Regions from separate parts of the Homo sapiens genome. Here all the other regions are linked to region 1. A link is a loop called in an ENCODE intact Hi-C map of the cell type or tissue named here. Cell type or tissue: heart right ventricle. All regions are shown on one strand. Each heading gives the region's core, and the rest is flanking DNA. Links, peaks and the distances in the headings are about the cores only.

Evidence for each region. Peaks named below come from ENCODE experiments on the same cell type or tissue, not always from the same donor. Only the 100,000 strongest peaks of a DNase experiment are listed, where the experiment ranks them.
Region 2: it touches region 1 in a loop (4-fold over the local background); 7 of 110 quality-filtered maps call a loop at or near these places.
Region 3: it touches region 1 in a loop (2.3-fold over the local background); 16 of 110 quality-filtered maps call a loop at or near these places.
Region 4: it touches region 1 in a loop (4-fold over the local background); 14 of 110 quality-filtered maps call a loop at or near these places.
Region 5: a loop joins it to region 1, with 5 times the contacts of the local background. A loop is called at or near these places in 20 of 110 quality-filtered maps.

The regions. Positions count from the first base shown.
Region 1 is chr4:173,986,896-173,992,965 of GRCh38, reverse strand. LOC105377543 (a long non-coding RNA gene) reads left to right here and starts at 2,000. Exons shown (of 4, transcript NR_188468.1): 1 at 2,000-2,259. In heart right ventricle, for the core only: CTCF peaks have their summits at 1,916 and 2,656 (motif pointing right); a DNase peak (open chromatin) is centred at 1,945; H3K4me3 peaks cover 669 bases; H3K27ac peaks cover 1,394 bases.
Region 2 is chr4:173,432,022-173,438,091 of GRCh38, reverse strand. It overlaps a transcript of SCRG1 not described here and the pseudogene LOC124900814. Among named protein-coding and RNA genes, the nearest start is that of SCRG1, 36 kb to the right of the region's middle. RefSeq lists an enhancer at 2,537-3,039. In heart right ventricle, for the core only: no CTCF peak of the experiment used is centred there; no DNase peak of the experiment used is centred there.
Region 3 is chr4:173,761,749-173,767,818 of GRCh38, reverse strand. No RefSeq gene overlaps it. Among named protein-coding and RNA genes, the nearest start is that of LINC02269, 130 kb to the left of the region's middle. In heart right ventricle, for the core only: no CTCF peak of the experiment used is centred there; no DNase peak of the experiment used is centred there.
Region 4 is chr4:174,153,972-174,160,041 of GRCh38, reverse strand. All of the region lies in intron 1 of LINC02268 (long intergenic non-protein coding RNA 2268), which reads left to right. Among named protein-coding and RNA genes, the nearest start is that of LINC02268, 63 kb to the left of the region's middle. In heart right ventricle, for the core only: a CTCF peak has its summit at 3,622 (motif pointing right); no DNase peak of the experiment used is centred there; H3K4me3 peaks cover 397 bases; H3K27ac peaks cover 1,331 bases.
Region 5 is chr4:173,750,177-173,756,246 of GRCh38, reverse strand. No RefSeq gene overlaps it. Among named protein-coding and RNA genes, the nearest start is that of LINC02269, 140 kb to the left of the region's middle. In heart right ventricle, for the core only: a CTCF peak has its summit at 3,408 (motif pointing right); no DNase peak of the experiment used is centred there.

The DNA of each region.
Region 1 (6,070 bases), core at 983-4,982:
GGCTTTCATGCCCGTTAAATCATCTCATTTATCTGCATTTCTTTATTTTTCAATTTGCATTTGCAATGCTTTGGGATAAACAATTTTTTAAGGAGTATATTAAACAATTGAAATTTTAAATAATTATTTCAATAATGTAATAAATCACTTTTCCAGTAAAGTCTTGTATTGTTTCTGAATTTTAGTGAACTCTCCCTGGAACTCTACGCTGTCTTGCGAATCACAGCCAAAATTAAATACTCATCAAGAAATAGACTGTTGTGGACAAAGGCAAGAAATGTTTTTTATTTTCATTATGAGAGGGACCAAGTTACAGTTTATCAGTTATGTACAAAGTGTTCTGCAGAAAACCTAGTTTCCTGGCATCATATTTATTATTTATTCTAGTGATTTATGTAGCTCAGTGACCTGGACAGATTGCTTCATTTGCCTATTTTTTAATCTAGCTCTTCCCACAACCCTATTTGGCTATGTTTTAACCATGACATGATGTTCGTACATGCCCACAAAGTGAGCCTACTTCCTTTGATCAACAGAACAACATCAAATGAACCTATTTTGGCTGACACGCAGGAAATATATTTTTCTCAGATGAAGTATGAATTATAGTGCTATATAATATGCTATTCAAAGTAGGAATTCCAATCTTTATTATTAAACAAGTCTTTCATTATTGTTTAAAAGATATGTAAAACAGCTCTTCATTGCTGTATTCACTTCCTGTTAAGTATGAAATACGCATATTTTTCCAGAAGGAGATTTTAAACATTATTTTTATTATTCTTAATTAATAACCATTGTGGACCTCAAAGTGTGAGACGTCTTGGCTGTAGCAACCCAGCAACTTTTCGCACATAAGCAACCTCATGTTCTGCACAGACAAAACTAAGAGAATAATCAGCTTTTGCCAAAACACAGTGCCCTGTCACAGGAAAGAATCATCTCTGATCACTGTCTGATCTTATTTCAGAGCACCAGGCATTGCAGATTACCGGAGAGATAGTTTATTTTTTCCCATAAGTCCCATTGCTAGAATTTTAAAACCCAAATTAAATTATTAGAACATCACAGCAAAATCCTGTTGTTGTATATTTTGAAAGGAAAAACAACAGAAATAGAAAAAGCAACCAGGAAGAGTGCTGTTAATTTCCTGAATATATATTAAATATTAATTTACTTAGATTCCCACTTTGAAAAACAAAGTAATGTTAGCCTACAGTTATAGCACTAAAATTATCTGTAAACATTTAAGAAAGTTTTTACTTTTGCCCCTTCAGCTTTGAGAAAACACATTATCAGCTATCTAAATGCAGACGATGTTGTATCACCAACATAAAAAGCAACACTCTGCCATTGGCATTTAGAGTTCTGACCTAGGTTATGGGCTTATAACACCATCTCCTTCCAGGAAGATTGGCTACATGCCACCAAGTATTTAGATACATATTACAAAAACAGGCTATCTGTACATCTCTCCCTGGAACTCTGCTCACTTGTGAACAACAGCCATATCTGGAGATATGGCATAATGTCAACAAAATATGCAAATACATGAATAAATGATTCCTTCTTTATCTGGCTATTTGGTGTTATTTATCACAGGCCATTGTAGCATGAGAAACTCCAAGAAATTCTGTTTGGAATTTCAAAGTTTTCCTAGGTTCAGCTAAGGATGGTGTGGGATTCCCGCTTTGGTTCCATTTTAATGACATTTTTGTGTCTCAAAAGTACTGAAACAGGAAGGTTTTCTGGGAAGGAAAGTATTTGACCAGGAGAATTTGTCTTTTGCTGTCACAATCTTCAGCTACCATTCAGCTAAATGTTGTTTGGAATAATACGGCCTTAATGCCCCTATCTCCTGCTGAATTGCTCAGACGGGTAGGAGATTAGAGTGAAAAGAGGTGCCGGTATTATCTGTGCGAATGCGCCAGGGGTCACGCTACACTAACAGGGCCGCCCCAGTCAGGGTGACAGAACCCAGCTGCTGGCTCCAGGCTCCATCGTCAGAAGGTTCCACTTACTGCAGAACTCTGTCTCCAGAGAGCGTGGATTCTAACTAGTTTTTTTCCACCTCTAAAAAAGTGGCTAGCTCATCATTATTGTCCTCATTTTTTAGGAAGGAACCACATGTGAAACCACTTACCTGTTTAACCCTATGAACTTGAAGAGAACATGTAATGCCACTTAAAATACCTAAGCTCGGGTTCTGCCTTCAGCGACTCCTGGTAGTAGTGCCCTTATGAGCCATTTATCAAGAAGGTAAGGTATTTGATTTTTTAAAAAATGTACACACATTCTCCACCATCAGATTTGATGTGACTGCATTCTACAAATTGTTTAGTTCTTTTTTATTTATCCTGGAAAAAAAGTCACATTCTCTGCACACGGATCATTGTGCACTTGCATTTTAACCTCCAAGAATCTTCTTGGTACTTTTTTTAATGTTTAAGGAAAATAGTTCCCATTTTTCCTCTGAACACTGCTTATTCATGGTAATCCTTTTTCTTTGTAAGATGGGAAGAAAATTCCCAGTCTTGTCTGGCTTAGGGCTAATTGTGGAAGCAGCTCTCGTTTGTTTTCTTGTTTGTTTCTGGGGGTGACATTCTTTGGGTCAAGGAACTCAGAATCTGGGATGCTGACTTTGCCAGTAGAGGGAGATAGAGCTATCTAACAGCTTTACAGGGCACAACCTAAGGCCAGACTAATTGTTTTGCATGAAGTTGTTTCTTAATGCTCTATCGATAATAAAAATTTTTTACATTGTTTTTCCTATAAAAGTGAAGAAGTAAATGAAACCATCCAGACCCTTCGAGGAGAACAAGTCAGGAGAAGCTTACTGGTTTACAAAGTAGTCTTGAAAAGTGAGTCCTTTTTGAAGGACAATTTTTAAAATTATGTTTATTAGACAACCATAATTTAAAAACATTATTAAAACAAAATTACATTTACACAGGGCCAAAAAGGGTGGGGAAAAATTCATCCTGGAGCTAAAAGCCCAAGGGAGCCCTCGGATTTGATTACTTATTACATGATAGGTATTTAAATGGTCTTGCTGTGTTACCGCATGGCATAGATTCTTCTCATCAGTGAATGCACTTGCACTGGGGAAGAAAACGCCTATGAAAGCATTTTTGGTGACCTATTTTTTCATTTATCAGCATTTGCAATTATAGTTAAGTGCTTCCAAAACAGGGTTTCCATCTAAGAAAGGTCCTGCTTTTATGTGATGCTTTTAACTTTTCAAAGTATTTTTATATGTACTATCTCATTTTAAAGTAGATCTGACACAACCCCAATCTATTAAGGAAGTGACCCTTTAAACCTAAAACACTCTGGCATTTTCTGAGCTAGACTTATCTTAGCTACCATTATAAAACTTAATGAAAGTAATGGTGATACTAAAACTTCCATATTCAGAACAAAATTTATCTAGGTAGAAGATTTGCAAGGAGCCATTCAGTTATTCTTTTAACATCCAGGGAGCTTTTACATTTTTATTTCAATCAGTTGAAGTTATCTGTTGTTTGCGTTAAAAGTAATACTGTCAAGAATTTTATTATGGCCACCACTGTGGCCGATAAACTGAAAATTTTGTAGAAAAAGGTTTTGTGAGTGTGTCCAGACTCATCCATAAAATAACAGGAAGTTTGAGTTGTCCATTTTTAAAGGTATTTTTTAGAATATGATACATTTTATCCTCTTGAAGAATTGCACCATGCCCTTTTTGAAGCATGTGCTCCCTCCATGGTATCTTAAGAAACACTGGATATTCCAACACTGTTTTTGATTGTCTAAATTTCTGTAGCTAGGAAACTGGGATGTCTAATCTGGTTCTTGTCCATCTTCTGGAATAACAAGGCCATTTTGTTACAGGCCAGCAGAGATATTGACTCTGTCAAAGTTGTTGATTCAATTCTGAATAACCATCCGAATGTGTATGGCTGAGTGGTTGTGCATTGAGTAGCGCTGAAAAATGAGGATGCTGGGTACAAGCAGTAAAAATCAATTGCTTCAGCTGGGCTAAAATTTCCTGGGGAAATGTTTTTCCCCAAGCTTGAGCCAAGTCTGAGATAAAAAAGCACTATTCTCATGTCCCGAAACTAAATTAGCAGAGAATCTGGGCTGGTTCCTTGATATTTCCAAACTCTGTCATTTTCTCTATGATTTGCTTAATTTTTCTAAGTTCGCTGCGCTTATAAATTCTATACAAAAAATTATTAATGGGGCTATGTGTAGTTAACATGCACAGAAATACATGTTCTTTTTTTTTCTAATTTAGGCAGGACACTGGAGCAGTTAATTTTGATTTAGTAATGTTTCCCATGCACTTTTATCATAGTGTAAGAGAGGGAATTATTTTGAAAGAAATTGCTTTTTACTTTTAAAATTTATGACATTCTTTGTTGGTTGAACTTGAGGAAATAATAGATTAATGGAGAAAAGTTACCATGTAAGTAACCACCCATTTCAGGAAAAAAATACTGATTTTATGTTTAAACAATTTTTTTTAATTGTACCTTAGTGCCAACATTGAAGTATTTTTAAATTTCATTTTATTATAATTGTAATTAATAAAGCCTGCAACAATCATATGTTTCTGTAGGTACTTATAGGGCTTTTATGAAGATTTAATGCAATAACTTATATGAAAATACTTAACTACATACAGAAAGTTTCTAGTTACTATTACTGTAGTTATTTTACTAAATATATTCAAGGCATCTTTGAGGTTCAACACAACCTTAGGGTTAGAATCTGAAACATAAAACAGAAAAAGACTGTTTTATCCAAAGGACCCAGATGAACTTCTTGAAATTAGTAAATCCCATGATATTCCTATTTTAATAAATGTTGTAAACTTAAGAATAAATATATGCGACCACTTTCAGATATGGCATTGTCTTTTTCACATCTTTCAGCTTCCAAATACCTCTGAAGTGCATATTTATGCTTTACTTAGCTGAGAAAACTGAGGCCGAAAGAGAGGAAGCTAATCGTTAAATTTCATAAATAGGTTAGTCTCAAAATGGCAATTAAATTTAAATCTTCCAATTTCAAGTCTGAGATTTCTTCCATAGCTCATTCATAGTTCCTGGTCTTATAGCTTCACATTAATTATTATTATCAGATTGTTTCCTTAATTTCCAGATATCTATACCAAGGTTGTGCTTTAAATGGAAAATCAGATGGCTGAGGTTTACTGACACATTTATTCTCTCTATAATTTCCTTAAATGTATTTATTGAGCAACTACTATGGGGTCAGATGCTATATAAGATGCTAAGAACAAAACAGGCAAAAACATCTGCTATCTTGGAGTGAACCTTCTGGGGTTGGGGAGTAAACTGGCGGTGGCAGGGGAGAAGAAACAAGACAAATAAGTAAAATATACAGTATGACAGAAGGAGCCAAGGAGAAAAATAAAACAGGCAAAGGAGCTAGAGTCTCAAGTGATGGAAGAGCTGCAGTTTTAAATAGGGTGTCCAGGCAAGGCCTTGCCAGGAAGGAGCCATTTGAATCAGGACCTGAAGCTGAGGAGTGAGCCTGGGGGAGAGCTGGAAGAAGAGGATGTTAGATTGCATGGCTGTGAGTTCCGGGAGGAAGAAGCATAACAGGACATGTTGGAACCAACAAGCAGCCCCTGGTATGAGTAGAAGTTCAGGTCAAGAAGTAGCAGAGGCTAGACCATGAGCTCTTACTCATAATGAGATGAGAAGTTATTGCAGGACTAAGGGCAGAAAAAATGTCTTGGTCAGATGTGTTTTAACATCATCACAGGCAGTTGTGAATACATTTAGGGAAGCAAGAACAGAAGCAGAAACGCCAGTTAGGAGGATATTGCAATGGTGAACAATTGGGGCTTCTAGTAGTGTGATGATGGGGGTGATGAGGTGATAAGTAATTAGAGACTAGATATATTTTGGAAATACAAACCTGTGACAGAGATCATAGGCTGTCTTCCATAATCTGTTCACCCCTTCCTCTTGGTCATATGGGTGCCCAGCTAGAGACTACATTTCCAAGCGTCCTTTGTAGCAAAGATTGTCCATATGACTAGGTTCTCACCAGT
Region 2 (6,070 bases), core at 662-4,661, 550 kb after region 1:
TTGTCAACCTTAGGTTACCAATTTTTGCTATGAGAATGGCTGAAGCTACACAACCACAATTTTGATCAAACCAACTGACCTTTCTGATAGTGTCCATAGCAAAGCTACAAAGTCTTGGTGTTTCTTGGAATGATGTGGTATAGCAGGCCTTATGGATCAACTGAAGGAAAGCTAAGTTCAGTGTGATATTTGAAACCGTTCTCTCTTTGTGCATCTTGGCACTGCCTATGTTTTTTCATTTTATTGTTGCTGCTGTTTTTAAATCCGTGTTTCTATACTGTCTTTTCCTGCAATTAAGATTAAGGTAGCCAGGCGGGGACTATGTCTAAATTGTTTATCTTTAATATATAAAGGAAAGATTGTCATCAGCCTGCTTAAAAGATACCATATATGAACTCAAACAAGATCAGCCTTTGGTAATTCTAGCTTCTGATACAGCTTTTCTTTTTTTCTGTTTTCTTTTCAGCTAATGTATGACCCTAATAAATTACCACTCTAATTGGGTGTTTGCTCAGTCAATTGAAAAATAGAGTTATTTAGGAGGGCAAATGAGTTAATAAGACCTTTTGTTTTTCTTAAGGCATCTCTTAAAACCTAAACATTAATTACAAACCATTATTACAAACCTTCTTCCCTTATTTGATGACATCCTGTGGCTAAATGTTTGGGCCTTTCTTTGTGTGTAAGTTATTGCGTTAAGTACTGCCAGATCAAATAAGTGGTATGTGCTTTATTAAATATGCTATTCAGCAGGTGAGGTTTGAAAAATTAGAAAGGATGCCCACACTGTTTTGTTTTGACCTACTCTGTGCGTGTGTGTGTGTGTATGTGTCTATTTTGGTTTGTTTTGAGTGTCTTACATAGTAAATTGCCCTAAGATTGCTCAGTAACACAACTTCATGCTCTGGTAAGGTGGGGTAACATTTGCTTCTTCTCTAAAGTTAGTCAGCAGAGAGCGTATAATAGAACAAAGACGAGGAAAGCAGGAGTTGATGTTAACATAGAGACTGCCTTTTATGTCTTCCTGGATTCCGCAGAGAAGAATTGCAGCCTCATTACTGAGCAATGAATGTTTCTGGTTATTTTGGGTATGGAAGCAAATGAGAAGGGGAGAGGGGAAAGCCAGCAGCAGGCTTGGACGGCTAACTAATCTATTACAGTCTGGGGAGATGCTTAAATGAGTGAAGCAATTAAAATCAACACACCTGGGACACCAGGGGAAAAAACTGGAGAGGAGTAATTAGTGAAAATCCAAACACATAAACAGTTGTAGTGTCTACACGAAGCCTGCGAAGTTGGTGGTTCAGCCAGGCATGAAGGTGTCTTACTCCCTTACTGAAAAACAGGTAAACGTACCCTACAACACACACAAATGATTTGTGTACAGATGCTGACATGGCTTCCAATTTACCCATCCCACATACACAAATAGCTTATGCACTTTAATGGGCAGTATATATGTTTATACCAAAAAAAAAGAACCCATAGAGAACGATTGTTTTGCTTCAGTGTTTGGTGAATGTTGATGGAACTTAGTAAAATAGAACATTTATGACCATGAGAAATGGCTCTCTGGGGAGTCATTTCCCTGCCCCCGGCTGGAGGTAAAAGGCTACAGTGACAGCACTAGGTAAGAGAGGGACAGAACAACAGGTTCTGCGAGTTTGAGAAGCAGAGGCTGCTCTGACTGGGTGGGTGGTAAGAGCATCAGTCCTGAGCAGCACATAACTCAGAGAGAAGTGATGGATTCGTGTGGAATGTGGACATAACAAAGAGGGTAAAGCAAGAGCAAATTATGAAAGTGCACTTGAATCACCCAGTGTGCTGAGGACTTTTCCTGCCAACAAGATTCCACTACTGAAAAGCCACACGCCTGGTGGATTTCCTGATCAAATCCAGAACACTAAGTAACACGAACTAACCCAATGATATAACCCAAACCAGACTCCACCAGGCGATTGGCTGACTGAATCAATTAGAAAACGAGGAGTTTTTTTCATCCTTTTAATTGAAATAATTAATTTTGTTGTTTGAGTTAAAAAGAATTTTAATATAGTTAAATCATTGTGCCAGTGTATTCCAGCTGTTTCACTGCCAAAACTGGGGGCAGGGGCTGCTTCAGTTTCTCTGCCTTCTCTTTGTGATGACCAAGTTATAAAGGTATCTGTTGCACTGAACTTGTAAATTCACATTATTCTTATATTTCTTGATCCTGAGTTATTTGGCATCCTTTTGTCTGTGAGCAGAAAGTCCTTGATTTTCTTAATTTTGAGAGGCATGGCGACAAGACAGGTCTGCACCAGCAGTGCCAGGGAAACACCCTTTTCCCCTTTCACAAGAGTGTTTAAAAAACCTCAAGACTCTCCTTTGCTCTGTATTTCATTTCAAAGTCACAAAGCAAAAAAAATGGACTCTGACTAAGTTTAAATTCTACTCTTTCTTGCTGCCTACCTTGGCGATGTTCTTATATTTATTTCATTTTCCATTCACCTGACAAGCCCCTGGCAGTCTCTGTGGACAGTTTTGAAGTCACCTGCCTGGTCACTGTATCTCAGACTCACACACAGGTAACAGCCTGGGAAAATCACTGATGAGTGAAAGGCCCACTTTAGACACTCATATCCCAGCATCCTGAGAGCAGGGCACCCCTCGGAGCCCCGGTGACCAGACAGGGATGTCCGACGGGTAACCACAACAGAACTTGCCAGGACCTCCTTGGTTCTGAGGATTCATGACTGGCTTTGACACTGGGTGGAGGATGATCAAAAGCCCTTCAAAAATCAGTCTCCTAGGGAAGCTCCATTGTCTTTCATCTTTTCTAATCCAGTGTTTTCCCAACTGCCCCCTGCCAGGATAGGGACTGTCAACACTGTATTGCTCCTAGCTCCTCATACTTTAAGTGGTGGTGGAGGGGAAGTTGAATCTAAGTTCTTTAAACACACACACACACACACACACACACACACACACACATAGATATATATGCATTTATAATTAAAAGATTTTTATTCTATATAATAGTGAATCCTAAATCTGTTAATCATTGGATTTCTTTGATCGCATAAGGTGGTTTTTCAAAAAATATCAATTCCTAGGATCCCAATCCTAGCATCTCAACTAAGACCCCAGCCTGAACCCCTGGGCCTGGGATCAAACTCAGCAATGTGGAGTTTTAGTGCTCCCCAGATGATCCTAATGATCACTAATATTTACGAACCTGAGACTTAATTTAGTTATTTTTTATATTTATTTATTTATTTAGAGACGGAGTCTCACTCTGTTGCCCAGGCTAGAGTGCCGTGGCACGATCTTGGCTCACTGCAACCTCCGCCTCCCAGGTTCGAGCAATTCTCCTGCCTCAGCCCCCCAAGTAGCTGGAATTACAGGCGTCACCACGACACCCGGCTAATTGTTTGTATTTTTAGTAGATACAGGGTTTCATCATGTTGGCCAGGATGGTATCGAACTCCTGACCTCAGATAATCCACCCGCCTAGGCCTCCCAAAGTGCTAGGATTACAGGCGTGAGCCACCACGCCCGGCAATTTAGTTATTTATTAAACCAAATATTTTAAAATGTATCTTTGGAAATTCCATTTAGAACGTATTGCTTGCACTTCACTCCTGATTCCAATACTTTACCAAGTCACACGATCTCCTTCCCCTTTCTTCAAATATGTGGTTTACAGTTGTGGCAAATAGAGGCCTGAGAAAGGATTCCTTTAGTTCCCTTTTTACTAAACTTGTGCAATAACATAACACCTTAAATCAAAAAGAAATTAATAATTCTACTTTTTACCACCCCCCAGATCATATCCTATTATCTCAAGGGATATTGTAAAATTTTTGAAATGAAATTCCTCTGAGTTCCTTAAATTTCTAACATTTGAAAAACACTGCTTTAGATTCAAGGAAAGAATTCAAGGCTTCTCCTCCACTGTCTCCTCTACCCACCTTCCCACCCTGGCCCCATCTCAGAGCCACTCCCTTGGAGGACTGCATTCTTTTCCATCGAGGTCCGGTCGAGAAAATGGACACCACACTAGGTATTTTAACAGAGGGAATTTGATATGGGAAGTTTATTACAGATGTTGAAAGGCTAAAAAGCAAAGAGGCACTAAGATAACAGAGATAAGTAAGAAGCAACTACCACTCTTAGGGAAGAGGTTGGAGTTTCCAGAACTGTAAGTTAGATGAGAGCCTCATAGAGTAGGGACCCATGTCTTGAGGTGGGGCCACTGCCAAGTCATTCCTGATACATCAGGAGCTTGTAGGACAGGTTTCCTGGATCTGGGGCTCTGACCTCCGACAGAGGCACTAGCTGGAGTCCACTGCTCCTTCAGACAGATTGCAGTGAGGTTCTAAGAGCAAGGAAAGAAGCTGAAGACAGAAGATGACTAGTGCTGCCCAGAGAAAGGCCACTGATAGGGTGACACCTAGAAACAGCAAGCAAACAGAAAGAAGGGAAATCCCCATCCCTCCTCCTGCAGTCCAGAGTCCCTATAGGGCATCCTAAGAGGAAGCTCACAGACCAGAGCGAAATGCACTTTTCAGAGTCTTGGCCCCTGCATCACACAGCAGAGTGTACAGGGCGGGCTATGTCACTGAGATTAATCCAGCACAGGATCAGACAATCTCTTGGGTCAGAAGAGCAGCAGAACTTGCATTGGTAAACACAACAAGCTTAAAAGCTTCTGTTTTCATGACTATGTTTTTTGGAAGGTCAAATAAGTTTGGGAGAACTATCTTTACAATTTGGAGTATCACAAAGTCTATTAGTATATTAAAGGATCAGAGAAGTCTTGCAGTAAAGGAACTTGCTTTATTTTGTTTAATTATTTCTAAAATTTATTCAGTGTGAATTCCTTTCCCCCCAACACACATATAATATTCCTCAGAACATGCAAACTGTTCTAAATGCTGCTGTAAAAAAAAGTTACTAAAGTCCAAACTGCTTTTGTTGGTTTGCTTCTAAAGCTAGGAAAAAGAGAAAAGAATATGTATATAGGTGAAATCAAATAATTGGGAAGAAAAACAGAATATCTGCAAAGCATTAAATCCAATTCTATTTTTTTCATGCTTTCTGATATCTGTAAAAGGGAGATCCTCCTCTGCCCTTTACCACACCATTAGAGAAAAAATTCCTCATGTAATCCTCAGATAAATCATGAACCACAAGCTATAACAAAGACCACCAGCTTCAACCAAATCTAAGAGAACAGGGTAGTGTTACGTGAATCTGTACAAATAAATCACACAGCACTCTGAGATGCCCAGCTGCCTTAAACATATAGGGTAGCTTGAAAATTATCCTGCAGAGCAAAGAGTGGCTGTATTTCTACTCAAGAAGGTAAAAAGAAACTCTACTCTCTCCCTTTCTATACATTTTAGGACTATGACTAGTTTCCACTCCCTCCATGCCTGCCTCAGACAGGAGGAGGCACCTGACAGAACCGAAACCTAGAGTGTGGCACACGGTAAACTCTGGGGAGCTGGGCTGGAAGGTCATGTAGACACATGGGCTGAGGCCAGCATTCAGCAGATACCGGCGAATGGGTAGAAAGTGGGTAGAAAGAGTTATCCACAAAGACAGATACTGAGAGAAAAGGAATGACCGGGATGGAGGGAGTGGGGAGAGACAGGAGAGGAGGAAGAAGGAGGAGAAGGAAGGGAGGAGAGGGAGGAGAAGGAGGAGTAAGGGGAGGAAGAGGAAGAGGAATCTCCCTTTTATAGATGTCAGGAAACATGAAAGAGGAAGGAAGGAAGGAAGGAAGGGAAGGAGGGAGGGAGGGGGGGAGGAAGGAAGGAAGGAAGAAAGAAAGGGAATAAGGAAGGAAGGAAAGAAGGAAGAAAGGAAAGAAGGACCTGTAAAGTAGATAGAAAGAGGGAGGGAGGGAGGGAAAAATTACTGCTGGCTGATTTTCCAGATCCCATGATACTGGCTCTAAATTCTTCCTACTCAACTAGAATGCTTCATTTGACAACATCACAATGTGCAACCACTATATGGATCCTCATCAAGTTATGCTAATCTGGCTTTTACCTCTAAGTTGGATTTTGTCCGTGAAGAC
Region 3 (6,070 bases), core at 1,154-5,153, 230 kb after region 1:
CTGCCACCCTGAGTCAGGATGGGCTCTGGCTACCTGGACCCCTAAGTCACTAAATAGTTATCTTAATGGTTTCGATTAATCTTTCTTAAATGTATTTATCACATTTATTTCACTGTTTAATATTAGAACTATTCTGGTCTTTATTTAGAAGCTTGGTAATGATTTTGTGACCAGAAATATGACATAGGATGTTAACTCTTGTTTATATCAATTAGCCTAGGGGAAGATTGATTTCATTAATATGTTGTTTCACTTAAAATCTCACTTTCAAATAACTTATCAATTACGTTAAGTGAGCACCTACTATATAACGCTTTTGGGTGCAGAATTGGCACTTTGTTATAGGTTGACATTTAGTACTGTGTTCCCCAAAAGGTGTAAAGATCAACAATCCAGTGATGTAACACAAATGTGTGGTGTTTCATTATTTAAAATTAGAAAGTTGTATAAAGATATGTATAATTTAGTTCTTAATCAAAATGGCTCCTAAAGGTGCTACAACACCATAGTGCTTTAAAATAAATACAGTTGAGACTTATTTAGAAACCATTTTTACATGTACAGGCTCATATATAAATGAGAAAGTGTGGAAGTCGACTACCTTAAAGTCATCATGCAAAACAAGTCCCACATCCACCAGTTAGTAAGCTTCCAACTATCTTGACTCAAGTAGTTGCAGATTTTTAAATCAGCATGTGTTTTTCCATTAAAGAGATAAAGATTTGTACCAGGAATTGTGTAAAAGAGACCTGCAACCACAGCTAATGATGTCTGTTTCCCATATCTGCATTATATATTTGTCCCTAAATCATTAAAAGTAACTGAAACTTGAAAAGCAATAGTTAATTACTACAAAAACTTGGGATATTATAAAATAGTACATACGACATGATTTTTGTAGACTTCCATGTGGAACATACATACATTTTTTATGAGTTTCATTCTTTAGCCCTAGAGCATTACATTTAAGAAATATCTTCTGCCTAAATTATATTTTTAAAATCTTATTTCTCTTGATTATTCCTCCAGAAAAGAAAACATATGCATTGTTTCATTGCTGTAAATATTTTATGTCCAAAAGAAGTGGCCAAGCGGAAAAAGACAAGGTTATAGTCACATCCGTGGAAAAAAAAATCGGAATTAGATTTTTGTAAAAAAAAAAAAAAAAAAAAAAATAGGTTGTAGTCAGATATAGGTAGGTGCTTTGTTCGTCGCCCAAGTCCTGTCTAAAGAGAATGCAAAACACAAAGCCCTGTATGCATTATCTAGAGGAAGCAGCTGCAAGAGTGATACAGGGCTGATTCTTATAAACAAAGAGCACCAACAAATCTGTTTGAGCATGAATATTAGATTTGCTGAGTTCTGCTGACATCACCATGGGAGATAAACATGTTAGGAAGAGTGGGGCAGCTTGCTGTTGGAGAGGTTGCCAGAAGAGATAAGTGAGCAGCAAAAGGCAAGTGAAGACATGATGCCCATCTTGACAGTCTTGTATATGACTGAGTGAAGTGCCATGTTAAACACCACTAGTCTAGAACAAGTGGATCAAAATGAACTCTGAACCTTTGTTTCCTTAATAGCAACGGACTAACAGCTGTCTGCATCTGGAAACTGTGTGAAAGTTCTATACAGCTGTATCATAATAAACAAACTAAAAAAAAAATCTCACAATCTACTGTTCCTTTTACATTCTTGCTCCTTCTCTAGCCTCATTAACTTGTAATTTTACATCTAATTATGTTTTATTAATTTATTATTTCTGGACTTGAGAAATAAATTGAAAACACATTGAAAAAACAAGTAAGTCTCCAACAGTTGTTCTATTTTTCTTGTATTTGTAAGTGCATGATGACCAGGACCTGAGAAGTATGGGGCTGTCAGCTTACATGATGTGAGCTTTTGGCAGTAAATGGAGCCAGCGGTTGGCTTATGGAGTGGAGTGGGGGTGCGGGCGGACGGGGACCAACACATTGAGGCTGTGGAATATGATTTACCTGCTCTGGAGCTCTGGGGTCTACAATTTCATAAATATAAGTGACAAATTATCAATAAATCACTCTTTGGTTCACCATAATGCATACTGTTTATTGAAACCCAGGTCCAATAAATATGAGTCGCCCTTTTTAGCAAAAGCACAAGAAACAAAGATGACAGGAATTACAAACAGAAATGAAAAATGGGAAATAAGCCCCTGGTCAGCAGTGAACCTTTTTCTCTTCAATCCATTCTGAGACCACTGGATTCTAGAAGAAATTTTTATATGTGCACACTTGTTTCAAAATATCATTTAGTTTTCATTTTGACATAAAGAGTTTACAGAGTGGGGCAATGTAGGTAGTGCTTGGCCATGGAAAGGTTCTACTATTTTTTAAAAATCATTTCATATACATAAAATTCAGTGAGATTCTGCTGAAATGGCCATAGCATGAATTAAATCTTTCACAATGTTTCTTGGTTTTCATATGCAACAATGTCACCGTTATTTTCCCAAGAAAATGACCTATAGTAAAATTAAGAAAAAAAGCAAAAACACTTACTTAAATAAATGCAAAATTTTCTACTGAAGAATGGAAAGATGTAAGATAAACTAACACTGAAAGCAATTGGTGATTCACCTTTAAAACTTTACATACATGTTTCAGCCTTTGTTTCACACATATTTCTCCAAGACCAGAGAGGGGATTACTTATTATTTATCGTTGTTATTCTTTATTTATTGCTTATTATTTTGATACACTTTTACACACAATGTGATTTATCTCCTATGTTCTAAAAGTGAAATTAAGAAGTGTTGCAGTCAATGTTGTTATAATGCCCTATAACTTTACAAACTCATTCAGCAGCTGGAAGCAATTGACACAGGGTAGCATTTGACTTGAACAACACTTTAAAAAGTCAACTTGAATCTTAATTGAAATACTCTACATTTCACATTGGATATATGACCCAATTCTAATCTTTTGTTTCCTTTTAAAAAGCAAAGGCAGTGAAGTATTTTGCTGTTTGTGAGATTGTGTATTCTTATTAAGTGACAATATTTAGTCTAATATGGAGTTTTTTAAAAAATCAACTCTCTGAAACATACTTCTGTGTTATCATCAGTTATGTATTAGTAATTTATTTATATATTATATAATATAATAATTTTATTTATATAATAAATTACTAACACATAAGTGATTACAATAACTATTTGCAAATATATTAATATAGTCATATTAATTTTCCTTATGGAAAAACAATATAATAAATTTTTAATGAGCAAAAATGAATCATAACCTGGACAGCATATAAAAATAATGTTTCGTCTTTTGTATATTATAACTTTTGAGCCTTTCTCTCATATGTGCTTATTTACATAACTGCTTCTAACATTCGTTATACTTAAGGGCTCAATATATTTACTTACATATTTGTGATGCTACATGTTTTTATCTAAACCGGCCAAAAACTATTACGTTAAAATAACTTTAAATGTGATCGAAAAGTTAACGAATTAACAACAATTCGTTACTAAGAGCTAATGCTCATTATGTGCAAACCACTGTTCTAGCAGCATGAGCCTTCTATACCCAATATCTATATGGTAATTACTATTATCGTGTACATTTATCAGATGAGGCAGAAGAGGTTAAGTAACTTGTTCCAGGCATCATGCAAAATAAGCAATAGTGCCAAGCTAAGAGAAGGGGTTCTACCAAATTTCCCTTATTTTAACTACTATGGGTGTTTCTGAAAGCGTATATGCCAATCGAATGTTTAAAGTGGAATGGCACATTAAGTGCAAACTAAGTATTTAAACAAGCAATTGGTTTTATGATAATAATGTCCCAAATTTATCCGTTTATAAATATGCATTTTATTTTATTATGTTGAATTATTCAGTACTCTTTGGTTGTCTAGTGACAGAAATGGCATTCAATTTCATTGAAGCAAAATAGAGAGTATTATTGACTCCTGTAACTACAAAGCCACTTCAGGCATGACCAGATCTAGTTCCAAAAAGGTGCTAAGCCTGCAGTCTCTTTCTCTCCCTTGCAACCCGGCTTTCTTCTTGGCTAGTTTCATTCTCAAGCAAGCTTGGTGTTCACTGGCAAGTCCTCATTTAAATTGTCCCTACAACAGTGATACATAACAAAAACAAATAAACAGCTTTCCCAGCAGCTCAAGTAAAATTCCCAAAAGATAATCCTCATCCGCCCCTGTTGTGTCACATGCCAATTTGTGAATCATCGCTGTGCCCAGAAAGAGAAGGTCCTTTGTCGTCCAGGCCTGAGTGTGGCATCAGCCTTACCCAGACTGAGACAAGGGATGGGGTGCTTCTTCAAAGGATATGGCTACCAAAAGAAAGGAGGAAAATTGGTGGTCAGAAAAAAAGTCCACAGAACTCCCAGACACAAGTTCTCTCAAAATGATTTTTAGCTCATTAGAGAAATCTCTTCAGTGTAAATATAACATATGGTACTGAGTCAGGTAGAGTTCAGTTGCAGAGAAGAAAATCTGCTCTAGCTAGTTTAAGCAGAAAGGGATTTATTACAGGGTTTTAAGATGTATGTTTTTCAAGGCAAACAAAGAAACGGAGTTTCTTTAAGGTCATAGGAAATATGCTAAGAGAAGGTTAATCTTTTTAGTGTAAAAAGGTTGTTTTTTGTGTAAATATTCCATGCGGCGTTTGGAATACTGCATTTCCTCTTTCTTCTCCTTTTAGGGTGACCAGTGAGTCCTGGTTTTTCTGGGACTTTCCCAGTTTTAAAACTGAAAATCTCACATCCCAGGAACCCTTCAGTCCTGGGCACACTGAGATGGCTGGTCACCTGCCTCACCCTGTCTCTTCTAGTAGTGACACCAAATAGACTCTATTGGCCTAAACAAAAACCTGAAGCCAAGCAGAAGTCATAGGATCCAAAAGGGGTAGGTCAGGGAACAAAAAGATTTAAGAAAACTAAAGCTATTTAGTAAAGATAAAAATGAAGAGACAGAGGGTCCAAAGTGACTAGGTCTCCTCACAGGGCACATCAGAGGCCACTGCGTGGAGCTGAGAGGTCCCAAACCTGTTGAGGAGTCGAAATCCAGTAAAATAGGAGCTAAGCCCAAATACCCATACCCATGGGATCTGTGTGGGTTGGAAGGCTCAGCTAGACCCAAAGATCTGCTGTGTTTGATTTAGTAACTCCAGACTCCAAGCATATGATGGCCAGGCTGATAGGAATCTTGTCTGATAGTTGGTTTACGTCCCCTTCCCTTTTAGTATTAAGGGGGAAGCATTAGATATACACCCCAACTTTGCACAATTGGAATCATTTCTGATATTGACTACAAACCCCCCCACCTTCAGGATATAAGTGAAATCCTTATGAAATCCCTCCCTGTTACCCAGCCCCCAGTCATCTCCTGTTGGGCATCCCATCCAGGGAAACTCTGACTTCCTCTCCCCACCTCTCAGATTTGGGGGATTTCTCTGGATTGGAGGGAGGGAAGGAGAGAAAGACAGCAAGGGTACACTTTAACTCTTCCTGGCCTCCATCTAATTTTACTGTACTCCTAAAATCCTTCTTTCTCAGGGAAGAGGCTGATGTACTTCAGCATAATAATTAAGCAAGAGATAACTAAAAGTAACTTTCGTGCTGCCCACTGGACATAGGAGCTAAATATAGATGCTCATATCCTCCCAGAGTTCTGCTCTTGGCCCTCCCCTTCAATCCATCACTTCAGTGTTCCTGTTAGCCGTTAACTGCCATGCTCTTTACAACTTACACCCTGGTGACCCCCAAATCATCTCGCACCCACCACGCTTGCTCTTGAATTATCTTAAGCTCCTCAGGTTGCCAGACTCTGGAGCTCATGCAGAGTCTACCTCCACGCTCTCCAAAACCATGTGTGATCCTTTCCCTCTTTCCTCAAAATCCCTCTCTGAGACAGCTTCACAATAGAAAGGACAGGTACTCCTATCTCCTAATTTTACCAAGAAGGGAAATAAAATCCAGAATGTTGAAGTGACTTGTCCAAGGCCACATATTTAGTCAGCGGAAGAGCCATCCTAGTAGTTGGGATCCATAGATCCCACTTGATC
Region 4 (6,070 bases), core at 1,367-5,366, 170 kb before region 1:
AGCCCATTCTATTATATTTAAAGCCCATTGAGTCTGGCTCTATCTCTCTCTTTTGGGACATCTCTCTCTTTGGGGACATCACTCCGTCTTCAATCCCACACGAGTTTCAGTCCTGACAATCGTGCCTCCTCCTCTGTTGAGTTTTCCTTATTTCTCCTAGCTTGAGGAGCATCTCTGTGCTTGGAGTTTTCTAACATTATGACTCTCATACAGCAACTCTCCTCCTTTACCCAGTGCTGTAGTTATTGGTATGCTTTGTGTTTGTTTCACTACAGACTTCTGGAGTAGGAACTCAAGGGTAAAGTGATTAGCATGGGGTCTGGTGCTTTGAAGAGAGCCATAAGCATGAATTCTCCTTCTCAAACATTTTCTTCCCTCACACCTCTTCCCACAGTGTCTCTCAGACAGAAAGAACACACTAGGTGTTTATTTTTGGAACAGGTGGGTGTAGTTGGTCAGTTCTGGAATCAAGGCCATCTCTGAACCCCATCCTCTGTGCCTGCTGCTCCCCTGCCTGTCCTGACTTTCCTACTGACACCCACTGGTGTATGTCCCAATGTCTCTTCAAGGTCAGCCTGGATGCTGACTCCTTTCCATCCATACTGCTATTCCCGCCACCGTTTCTCCTCCTTCTGAACTCTGTCAGTGTAGATGGTCTGTTTTAGTGAATTGGCATTTAATCCTGCATTATTTCTGCTTTTATAAAGTTTTCATTTGTCCGGTTTCTCCAACTTTAGGACATGAGACCTTCCTTATATGTACCTTTTGATATATTTTCACACATGGAATTTGTCAAAATTCAATAATTCAGAGAATTTTAATAATACTTTTGAACCTACTGGCACACAATATTTTATAAACTTGCTAATACTCTGGTCTCCAGAAATAGTTACTGAAGCTTGCCAAAGTTGCTTGATTTCTCTTTGTACACAAAGGATTTGAAAAATTGTTTTCCTCCTCAGTATTAATTAAGTCCCAACATATGTCCCTTAAAATACAGGACACTGGGATATAAAGCCACCACCTAATTAAGGGAAACAAACATGAATTACCATTGCTGGACCTCCCTTCTCCCTGCTTTTCCATAGCTGTGGCCCGTTGGGATCTCCTAACAATGTGGAAAAGAGACCGACTGATATTGCTCATAGAAATATCGAGAATTTTGTTGCTATCATGACACATGGCTGGACACCATAAAATTTGGGCATGAACCTTTTCACCTGGTTCCAAATACTCTTTAAGTCTCTGTCCCCTTCTCTGACTAGAATAGCCACAGTCATAAAGAAGCGTGCAGCCTTCCATGGTCACTTGTGTCCCTAATCGTGGTCTATTTTGCCTGGAAAGTCTCTGTCCAGCAGCCTGCAATGAACTTAACATTAGTGCCCCCTGCCCCCAATTCGAGTGTTGAAATCCTAACTCCCAATGTGCTGGTATTAGGAGGTGGGGACTTTGGGAGGTCATTAGGTCATGAGAGTGGATCCGTCATGAATGGTAGTGCCTTTATAAAAGAGACCCGAGAGCTCTCTCACTCTCTTTCTACCCTGTGAAGATACAGCAAGAAATATGACCATCCACAACCTGCATGAGGGCCCTCACCACAACCCAGTCATGCTGGTAACCTGGTCTCAGACTTCCAGCCTCCAGAACTGTGAGAAAATGAATTTCTCTTGTTTAAGCCTCCCAAGTCTAGGGTAATTTAAGAACTCTAACTAAGACAGAGCTTGTCCCTTGTATGGATTTTCAAGCCTAAAACTGCTGACTTTGAGAGAGGTGATGAAAGGAAAATAGCTTTCTATATGGTTTGGGAGACTGGGGACATATGGGTGATGTTGGTGAGTTAGTGACTGCAGGGATCTGTGTGTGGTGGGGTGCTTGATGAAAAAAACTTGGAAAAGAATTGCTTTGTTACTAAATAGAACTGAGATGATACAATTTTTAGGTATAATTATGAAGCTTAATTATTACCAGGAAATCCTAGCTGCAATGTTTTATTCCTGCCTTTAAGAACATATTTGTAGATATTTTCTTTTCCCCTTTTTGAGTGAAGAATTAGCATGGGTCAAATTTTCTTCAGTTTCATCTTTCAGTAACACTTTTTTTTTCATTTTTCTGCTACTATTTACATGCACTTATTAAAAAGTCACCTAGTCCATTTTATTGTCATATTTTAATCAGTGCCTTTGCAATATGGACGTACATGGCCAAAGAAGCAATGACTCAAATATGAGTTTGTGAATACACCCTCAAGAATAGGCACTCCATGTAAAGATACAAAATGATAAAATATGTGGCTTATATGATTGCAAGTTAGTCTCAAGAAAATAAATACCATCTTTTGTATTTTTAAAGGCTCTGATTCTCGCTTTGCATGATTGATTGAAAAAACTAAAGAGAATTTACTCATTCACAGAGTTAACATTATTCATACACATATGTATTTCGCTCTATAAAATAGTCTCCAACTCTCCTGTTGCTATTTTTTTCCATTCCACAGACCTCATTACACTAAGTAAAAAAATAAATGGAGTAAGCACGTACGTGAGGGAGAACTTTACAAGCAGATAAGTCTTCCACCGTTGAAACCCTGCCAAAGTCAAACTGTGCAGTTTATTTTCAAAGAAAGAGTGGTTATCACTTGCATACACCACTCCAGCTCGCCTCATGCCAGATAAAATTAATGCCTAAAAACTTCAACTTGACTTTAAAACAAAACCTTAAATACTAAAACCTGATCTTTATCAGGCTGTTATAGGAGAAGATGACATCTCTACGCCAACCGCAGATATCTATTTATAAAAGAAAGGAGTTGTACTTTGGCAATCATGTTGCAGACCAATAAAACAATCTAAACCACTCCTCAGACAGCATAATCTACATGACTGCATTATGCTCACAACATGAAAAGGATGAAAAATAACTGACTATTCAAATATGTATTGATTTGGATCATTAGATTACAGTTATGTTGGGGCATATCTCCAGTAACTTTTCACTAGCATATTTTCATTGCACAGTTGAAGCTAGTTAAATCTGCTCCATTGATTTCTTATTTCAGTGAACTGCTGGACATTTTTGCGGGGAGGGAGATTAAGTAGTTTATACAGTGACACAATAACCAATTCAATTTCTAAAATTAGAGTCTAATTATAAGGTGGCAAAAGCCTTGAGGACATAAAATGTGTTAGCCAAACTAAATAGATTGCTTTACATAAAGTAAAAAAAAAAGTGAAAAAATTTCGTAGTAATATTTTAAGTAAATATCAATGGAGTAAGTGTGACAGATAACTATTTCTTGTTTCATCAGGAATTATACTTTCTAAATAGTTATACTGATCCAAAATAATAATGGAATTAATTTCAAATGTACATGTATATATCATGATATATACACAAATCACCATCTTCATAAATATCACTCTTTAATATGTGAAATTTTTGGTATTTTTATATATATAGACCAGTTATACAGTGACAGGAGGTTGACCATAAGAAAAAAAGACTGAAATTCTTTGGCTGGAAAGTGCCGTAATTACCTTTCCCGTTTCAGAGTCTGTTTCACATTGTGTGACTGCTGTCATGTTCAAAAATAAGTCCCTTATAAAGTTAGACACTAGGTGGCAATAGAAACCCCCCTTTGCTGCCTTTGTCCATTACCTTGCATTTGAAATCCACTCTCTCTTATTGACTTTTAAGTTTCACATAAAAATCAAAAACAGGAAAACAGCCACATTTCTATCACTCCTCTCTCATCATAATATTCCCTTTCTTATGATGAAAGATTATGTTTCAGGTGAACCAAAGTATTTCATGTGCCTATGATGCAGGATTTGGAAAATAAGTTCATCATGTTTGTTACATTTGTCATTTGCGTATTTAGCACTGAAGATGGTACGTTTGTTTATAAATGCTAAACAATGTATTAACATTTTATTGAACCAAAATAAGTTGTATGCTTTAATGCAAGCATCTGTGTATGATACATCAAATTCAATTCATGAAATACCATAATATTGATGACTTAGGTACCTTTTTAGCACTGCATTTCTAATAAGGATTTTCTCCTAAAGTGAATAACAAGAGGCGAGCTTATTGCCAATAAAGATTAAAGATGTGCTTTTCCCAAAATAATGTAAACTGGGAGGAAGAGAAGTATTCAGAGAACGAACAGAAATTTAATATGATAGTATTCATTAGTATTATCCATAAAACCACTGTCAGAATATGTTTAAATTTTTATATAAAATGGCATTGAGGGTTTCAGGGGGAAAGAAGGGCAGAGTATTTGAATAGTGAAGTATCAGTCAAAATGAACATTTATTTTGTCGGCTGGCTCTACTGTATTGCCAGCACATTTACCTTGTTGTACTACACAAAGTAGGCTGACCACCAATTCAATTCAAACTGCTGAACTTGATGTATGGGGTTTGTATGGTTTAAGCCCCTGGTTACTTTCAAGTTTGCTTCTCTTGTTCTTTACCTGGCCGAGGTTTACATGGGTTGAATTGGGAAGGAATTTTTTTTCCAGTGAAATGATTATAGATTTTTTTTTTAAGTTTGGTATCTGGCCAGGTTTCTAAGATTGTCTTCCTGATTATTTGCTGACAGTATTAATTGATGATACTCTAGAGACTGAGTAATTTTGAAAATAAGCATTTTCACTGTATCAAATTAAAAACTCATTCCAGATTAAAGGAGTCGAAAGAGACAACCAAATTCACTGTGTAATTTTTTATTGGATCCTGGATCAGAAACAATAAAGCATTGAGGAACAACTGTCTACTAGATAATATGTTTCTTGGGTATGTTATATTATGGTTTTATAGGAGAATATTCTTGTTCTTAAGGTGATATATGCTAAAGTATTTGGGGCTAAAATGTTATGTTGACTGCAACTAACTTTCAAGTGAATAAGCACAAAAAATATACATAGAGATGAAGAAAGAAAAAAGCAAATGAAGCAAGTTGTTAAAAAAAGGATGACCCTAAGATATGTTGGTGTTCATTATATAATTCTTCACATCTTTCAAAATAAAAAATTGGGAAAAAAATCAATCAACTTTATCTCTGGAAGTACACAATAGAAAATATGTATTACTATTCTTTTATTTCCTACTTGTCCAGAATGAATCTATCATTTTCTCTAGATGAACTGTACTCCAGATATTCTAAGGTTAATATTTACTTGATTTTTTGTGGCTGACAAAAATTTTGTCTTAAGGGTAAGATAAGAATGATATTTGTTTCTTGAACAGATTGTAAGGCATGAAGAAGGAAAAAAACCACTTGTTTTTATAAGAAAATCTGTTCCTTCTTCTATAATCCCAACTGTCCCAAGCTGAATCACTAGGCATTGGATACACAGTGTGCTATCGGAGGCTGAGTCATCCCTGCTGCAAATCGAAACTGTGGATCTGAAAAGAATTTTCTCATCTAAACCAGAGCTTCAGTCTCCCAGGTGATGTAGTTTTTATGGTGTTATCAGTTTAAAAAATTTCCTCATAGAACGTATGCTTATAATAATCTAAATTCCAGTAAATAATATGACAGAAAAAGCATTTGGAAATATGGAATAGGAATTTTGATGACCACGTCTTGCTATGGAAAGTTAAACCAGCTCCTGGGCGAGCATGTTAATGAAGAAAGCTGTTAACTGTTATATTTTTATTCAGCAAAACAGCCATTAAATATTGTTTGTTTATAGTACTCCACCTTATTCAAAAAGGAATTTGAGGCCAAACATGTAGTAAAAGAGCATTTAAGATATGAGTAGTTTGAAAAAGGAAATTATATTTATCACATTAGCACAGGGTAGGGACATAAAAAATATCAAAATCCATGTGTCAGGCTTTTAATAAACAAATAAAAATTCAGTTTCGAGGTGTATCACATGTCTTCTGAATGGAATCCTAGAAATAAAATACGTATTTTGCTTTCTTTGTTGAAATAGAAAAGTTTAAGCTATATGGTTAAAAAGAATAAATATATGTCATTTACATATAAAATATATGCAATGTAATATGCATAACATAATTATTATATGTAGATATATAATTGTAGTACATATAAATAT
Region 5 (6,070 bases), core at 1,045-5,044, 240 kb after region 1:
GTGAAAAGAAAAACGGTGCTCCAGAACTAAAAGTTAATCAACTTCACTGGTAAACATATGTGTATGTGCACATATATGTATATTAATGTTGTTTCCTAATGAAATAAGTATAAAGTAATTTGTATATAATATTTAATAGTTCCTTCTACCTGAATCAATAAAGTATATTTTAGTCTAGTTAAAGGCAAAATCCCATAACATGCTACATTCTATTTCAAAATCTTACTATAACAGCAACATGTTATTGAATGCTTTGACCATTTTCATTTATCATTTCTCCTGTTATTATCATTAGGTATGATTTGAAGAATGTACCATTGCATAGAACTAGCAAATGATTAATAAGACTTCAATTTTTTGAAATTAAAGAAATAAGTCAAAATGTAAACTATTGTTGCCTCATCTGGTCTCATTCGTGCATGCCGAAGTTATGATATATATGCATCATTTTCTCTGATTCATATTCTTCATTACTGAAAAAATAAAATTTTTTTAACTATTCAAAAACTGTGCATGTTAGTGAATATTCTGCAGAAGAATTCTCTATTGATTATTGATATCACAGGCTGATTCATCTGTCCTTTTAGGTTGAACTCATTAGTCCTTTGTTAATGAAAAGGAAATAAACAACTGGTTTCTACTCAAAGCCGGATGATCCGACCATATACAAAATTAAAGATAACTGAAAGAGGACTAGCTAGGCCTCAAAGTCCCACAATCCTATTGCAACTAATCATTTTCACATATCAGTCTCCCAATCTCTGTCCATATGCATACAGATTTTCTACCTTATTTATTCATTTATTCAACATTTACTGAGAATCTACTATATGCTGATTCTGCTATAACAAACGCATGTGCAATTTTGTATTTGCTTTACAACTGAATGAGAGAATATACATTTTTATCATATTCCTACCAATATTAACTTTTAAATCACCATTTTACCAAAATATAAGTGTCACGTTAAATATAACTGTTATAATATAGAGATGTATGTTGGTGCACCCATGTAGTCCCAGCTACTCAGGAGACTGAGGCAGCAGGACTGCTTGAGCTCAGAAATTTGAAGTGAGCGTGGGCAACATAGTGAGACTCTATCTCTAAAAGAGTTAAAAATAATAAAAATAATAATGAATAAGCAAATAAATAAACTATAGATGTAGGATTTTCAGTTTTCGCTTTCGTAAACGATTCTTCTTTACAAAGGAGTATAATACAGTAAGCAAGGTTTAGGCTCTGGAGTTAGGCAGATATGGTTCTAAATTATGGATTTGCCACTAACTGTGAGAACTGGGGAAAATTAACCTCTCTAAGCCTCATTTGTGGAATAGTGATAATATGAGTACTATGTTCTGTGGTTGTTTTGAGGATTAAATGACATCATATGCATAAATTCTTAAGACGGTGCCTAGCACAAAACAAATGTCACTTGTACTATTTTTATTTATCTCTATTACCCATCCTGTGAAAATGCTTATTCTCCCATGTTCTCTCCTTCATGAAGCTTTTCCTGATCTTTCCGATTGAATATGCTCTTTTTTTCCAACGATCTTCCAAAATGTTGTGTTTGTATTGTTTTTATAGCACTTGACACTTTATATTTTACTTTCAAAATGTGTGTATATTTCTTTTATCCACATTGTCAGATTATAAACTCCTTGACAATTCCTTGCTAACCTTTGCCTCTGCTGTTGGTGCCTACCACAGAGTCTTACACATTAAATACATACTCAAGGCCCAGCACAGTGATTCACACCTGTAATCCCAGCGCTTTGGGAGGCCAAGACAGGAGGATCTCTTGAGCCCAGGAGTTCGAGACCAACCTGGGCAACATGGCAAGACCTTGTCTCTATAGATAGATAGATAGATAGACAGACAGACAGACAGACAGACAGACAGACAGACAGATAGATAGTAAATATTTACTGAAAAAAATAGTTGAAAACATTGTGAGTTACAACTACATTCTGCAGATGGAATAATAATGATACAGATACTTGATGTGTTTTCAACTAAAATGCTTTCAGTTGATTTCAGTTTTCAATTAAAAATGGTGTATTCCCTTTGTATGTTACTCTTATGTGTGAATTAAAGGCTATTTTCCTACACCAAGCCCCACCTTGTTCTTGGATAATTTCACTACTTTTCTTTTTTAATTACATTGACCACTTGCAACTTTTTATTTGAGGTAAGTTTCTGTTTCCCCTGGAAACCTATAAATATGTCATCTGGCCTGGTTACAATTATTTTCGTTCCCCAAACAAATGACCGTTTCTGAAAATCCTATTCTAATATTCTAGCTTATCAATGATCCCTTACTTTTTGCTAAATTTAGTTATGCTATTTTTATAAAGTATCAGAATTATTTTGTTCTTTTTGCAGATTGCTTTTCTCTATTTACAAGTGTATGCAATATCTATAATCATGTTAATTAAACTTATGAAATAGTTTCTACACACCTTTTCTTTAACTATGTGAGAGATTTAAAAATGAACAGTGACTCACAGCTCTTTTAGCATGACTTGAATTCCAGAATCTTTGTTTCACATCCACATGTTAACCATAAGTAACATAATTATAAAATAATTTGGGAACACGAAGCAATCTGATTGGCCTCCAGCCATCAGTTTATGAACTTATCAACATAATTTCATTCTTATCTCTAAATTGATGACTATGAATAATGACTTTAAAATGAAATTGTAATTGTATTAGTTATGATTATCTTTAATGAATGAATAAATGCAAAAATTATTACACTACAGAGACACACATTAATATAATCAGTAATGTAATGATATAGCACAGTAATTCAGTGCTTTTATGTAGCCAATGTATAATATATAGACACATCATTAAAGAAAATTTAACTCAAGTTTTTGCAAAGATCCACAAAACTCTGCAAGTTATGACAGAAAAACTAATAAAAGTGTGTGTCCTTTTGAAAACCTCCAAATTAAAATAAAATTGCCTCAATTAGAGAAAGTAAGGCAAACTATTATTTCTGTTTCTAAAACTAATAAACATCTTTTCATAATTTATCTCATGATTATCTTTGGCTTCACAAATTTTCTTTTATCAAATATCCCCATCATAGTTAAAAGTGAAGTTAAAGCATCAACATTAAAACTATTATTTTCCTACTTGCATGGTACTTTATAAATCTGAGGCCATTTCACTTGCATTATCTCATTTGAAAGTCATTTTGCCTGTGTCAGCCTTCAATGGTACTGAAAAACCTTGTGTTACAGTGTCATTTGGTTCCTAGAGCCTCCTTGTAAATTCTCCCTGTCACAAGTAAACTCTTGGCCTTCAATTTTACCAATCATGTTAGTTACTAAGCTATTGCCCCCCAGCCCCAAACCCTTTCTTCCTGCTTTTGGGGCCTTGCAGCTCCAGTTTCCGCATTGCAATCAGCTTTCTTTAGGATCTGCCAAGAGGGGGCGCTAGAGAGACTGAACGGCAGAAGGAGGGAGAAAGGACTTGTTCTCATTTGCAGGCGGTCTCCCCTTTCTTGCCTCAGTAACCACCCTTCACCCTGGAACGTGATTCCAGTCTCCAGCCCATTTTGCAAGAGCCCCAAAACCAGCTTCGTTGTACCTTCAGAGGTGCAGTCCCTGCCAGGCAGTGCCCGCTCCTCAGAAGAGTCTCCAACCTTACGGCACCCCTTCTGTATGACTTTAGATTCTTTTGTCTTTTGATTTAATTTGATTTTCATTTTGATTGTCAGTTATGTAAAACAGTTATGTAAAACATTACATAGCTCCAAAGTCATCCCTGCCTTATAGGTAACCTCATGCTAATTCTTTTGAAAACGTAAGAAAATGCTATACACTTTTATCACTCCTTGACCCTCTGTTACACAAAAAGTAGCTCACTCTACACGCTTCTACACTCTGTTCTGTACCTTACTTTTTTCCATTAAAGATGAATTCTGAATGTCATTCAAAAGGAGCATGCAGAAATCTCTCTGATTCTATTCTATGATGAATCATACCATATGCCCTGCAGAACATCCCCCATTAATATTTTCTACCTTTCGATTTTTAGTATCCCAAACTGTAAGTTTTAGCATTCAAACCCACAGACACCTCTCCAATACAACTTTATTTTTTGGCCAGTTAATACAGGTAGAATACATATTCGTGTCCTCAAACCTCAATACAACTTTTTAAACAAAATGATGTCAGATAAAGTCTTGAGTCTCCATACACAGTTGTCAAAATGGCAAAGCCTACATGGACTTTCAAAAGGGCATATGCTTCAGGAAGGCTGCTGCTGAAGGTAAGAAAAGGCACTTTCCCCGGAAGTCGCCATATAAGGTGACTGTTAACAACCACAGTAATTGGTTATTAAGAGGTGGATTTTTTAGGCATTTTACATCTTTACATGATCATTTATTACATATATGTTATTCACTGTGTTTTAGGAAATTGGTTGAGGCTTTAGGTTGATAGATAACCATTCTAATGACTCCTTTTAATATAATGAAAATAACAAGCATTTCAGACACCTTTGTTAAGCAAAAAAGGGCCTGTGTTCCATGTGTCAATGTTCTCTAGTTTATTGAACCAGTCTCTTATCGATATTTAAGCTATTTCATCTTTTAGTATTATAAGTAATTCTATGAGGAACAGTCTTGACCATATGTCACTTTGCATTTTTGGAACAGATTCCTAGAATTCATGTTGCAGGATTGAAGGGTAAATGTATATGCAGTTTTGCTCAATAATGCTAAATCCTCCCACCCCCAAACCCATTGAAGCTGATACCACTTTGCATACTTATTTCATCAAAACCTCTACAACAGAGTATAGTTTACAAATTTTGGGATCTCTGCCAGTCAGGTGGGTGAGAAGTGTTATCTCAGTGTAGTTTTAATTTGCATTTCTCATATATTCAGTATATTTTTCTATGTGTGAGGGTCATTTTTATTTCTTTTTCTGAGAACTATCTGTATTTTTTCCCCATTTTCTCTAAGGTTTTGCCTTTTTTCTCAATTCTTTGAAGCATTTTATGTGTTCAGAATATTACTCTGTGTCAAATTTATCACTTTTTTCCTTATTGCTCCTGAAATATTTCATGCATTTAGATCTCTGATCCATTTGGATATCTACCATATGGTGTGATAAATGGATGTAATTTTATCTTTTTTTCATATGGTTATCCAGGTGTTCCAAAGCCATTTACTGATTAAGAACATACTTTCCCTCTATTATCAGAGGTTATCTTTATCAATATTGTATGTTAGCTGCTTTACCAGATTTTCTGTGTGGTTCCATTGGTCTTTCTGTCTACTCATGTGCCCATACCACAACCTTTTAATTATAGAGGCTTTTTAATATATTTTAGAAAAAGAAATACATTGCTTCTCTTCTTACAAAATTTCCTGATTGGTATTGCGTGTTTATTCTTCCATATGAACTTTATAACCAATTTGTGTAGCTCCAGAGGGGAAAAACTTCTGCTATTTTTATTGGAATTGAATTAAATGAATAACTAATTTAGGAAGAATTAACATGTTTCTGAGGCTGAGTCAGCTTGCCGTGACTAATTTTATATCTTTCTATTTAAGGACATATTTATGTCTTTCAGGCATGTCTATAGTTTTCCTCATATAGGTTTTAAACATTTGTATTAGTTTTATGCCTAGGAATTTTATTTTGCTTTTTTCCTTTTATTCTATTTTATTTGTTATCATGTATGGAGTCTGCTTCTCCATTATATACAAATAGTAAGACTATTGATTTCCCACAAAAACTATTGATTTTATGTTAGTTACATATCTTGCTATTTTATTAAATTCTCCTATTTGTAGTTTTTCACAGTTTTTTTTTGTTTTCAAGATATATAATCATAACATCTGCAACAGAGGTAGTTTAATCTCTTCATTTCCAATGCTCATGCCTCCAATTTCTCTTATCTAATGACATTGGCTAATACTTCCAATTCAAAGCTAAATAACAATTGAGATACCCACTGTCCTTTCTTGGTCTTGACTTTATGTTCCTCATCAGTTAAGATGTTCATTTTGGTCTGATGGTTATGTGTACTATCATATTAAATT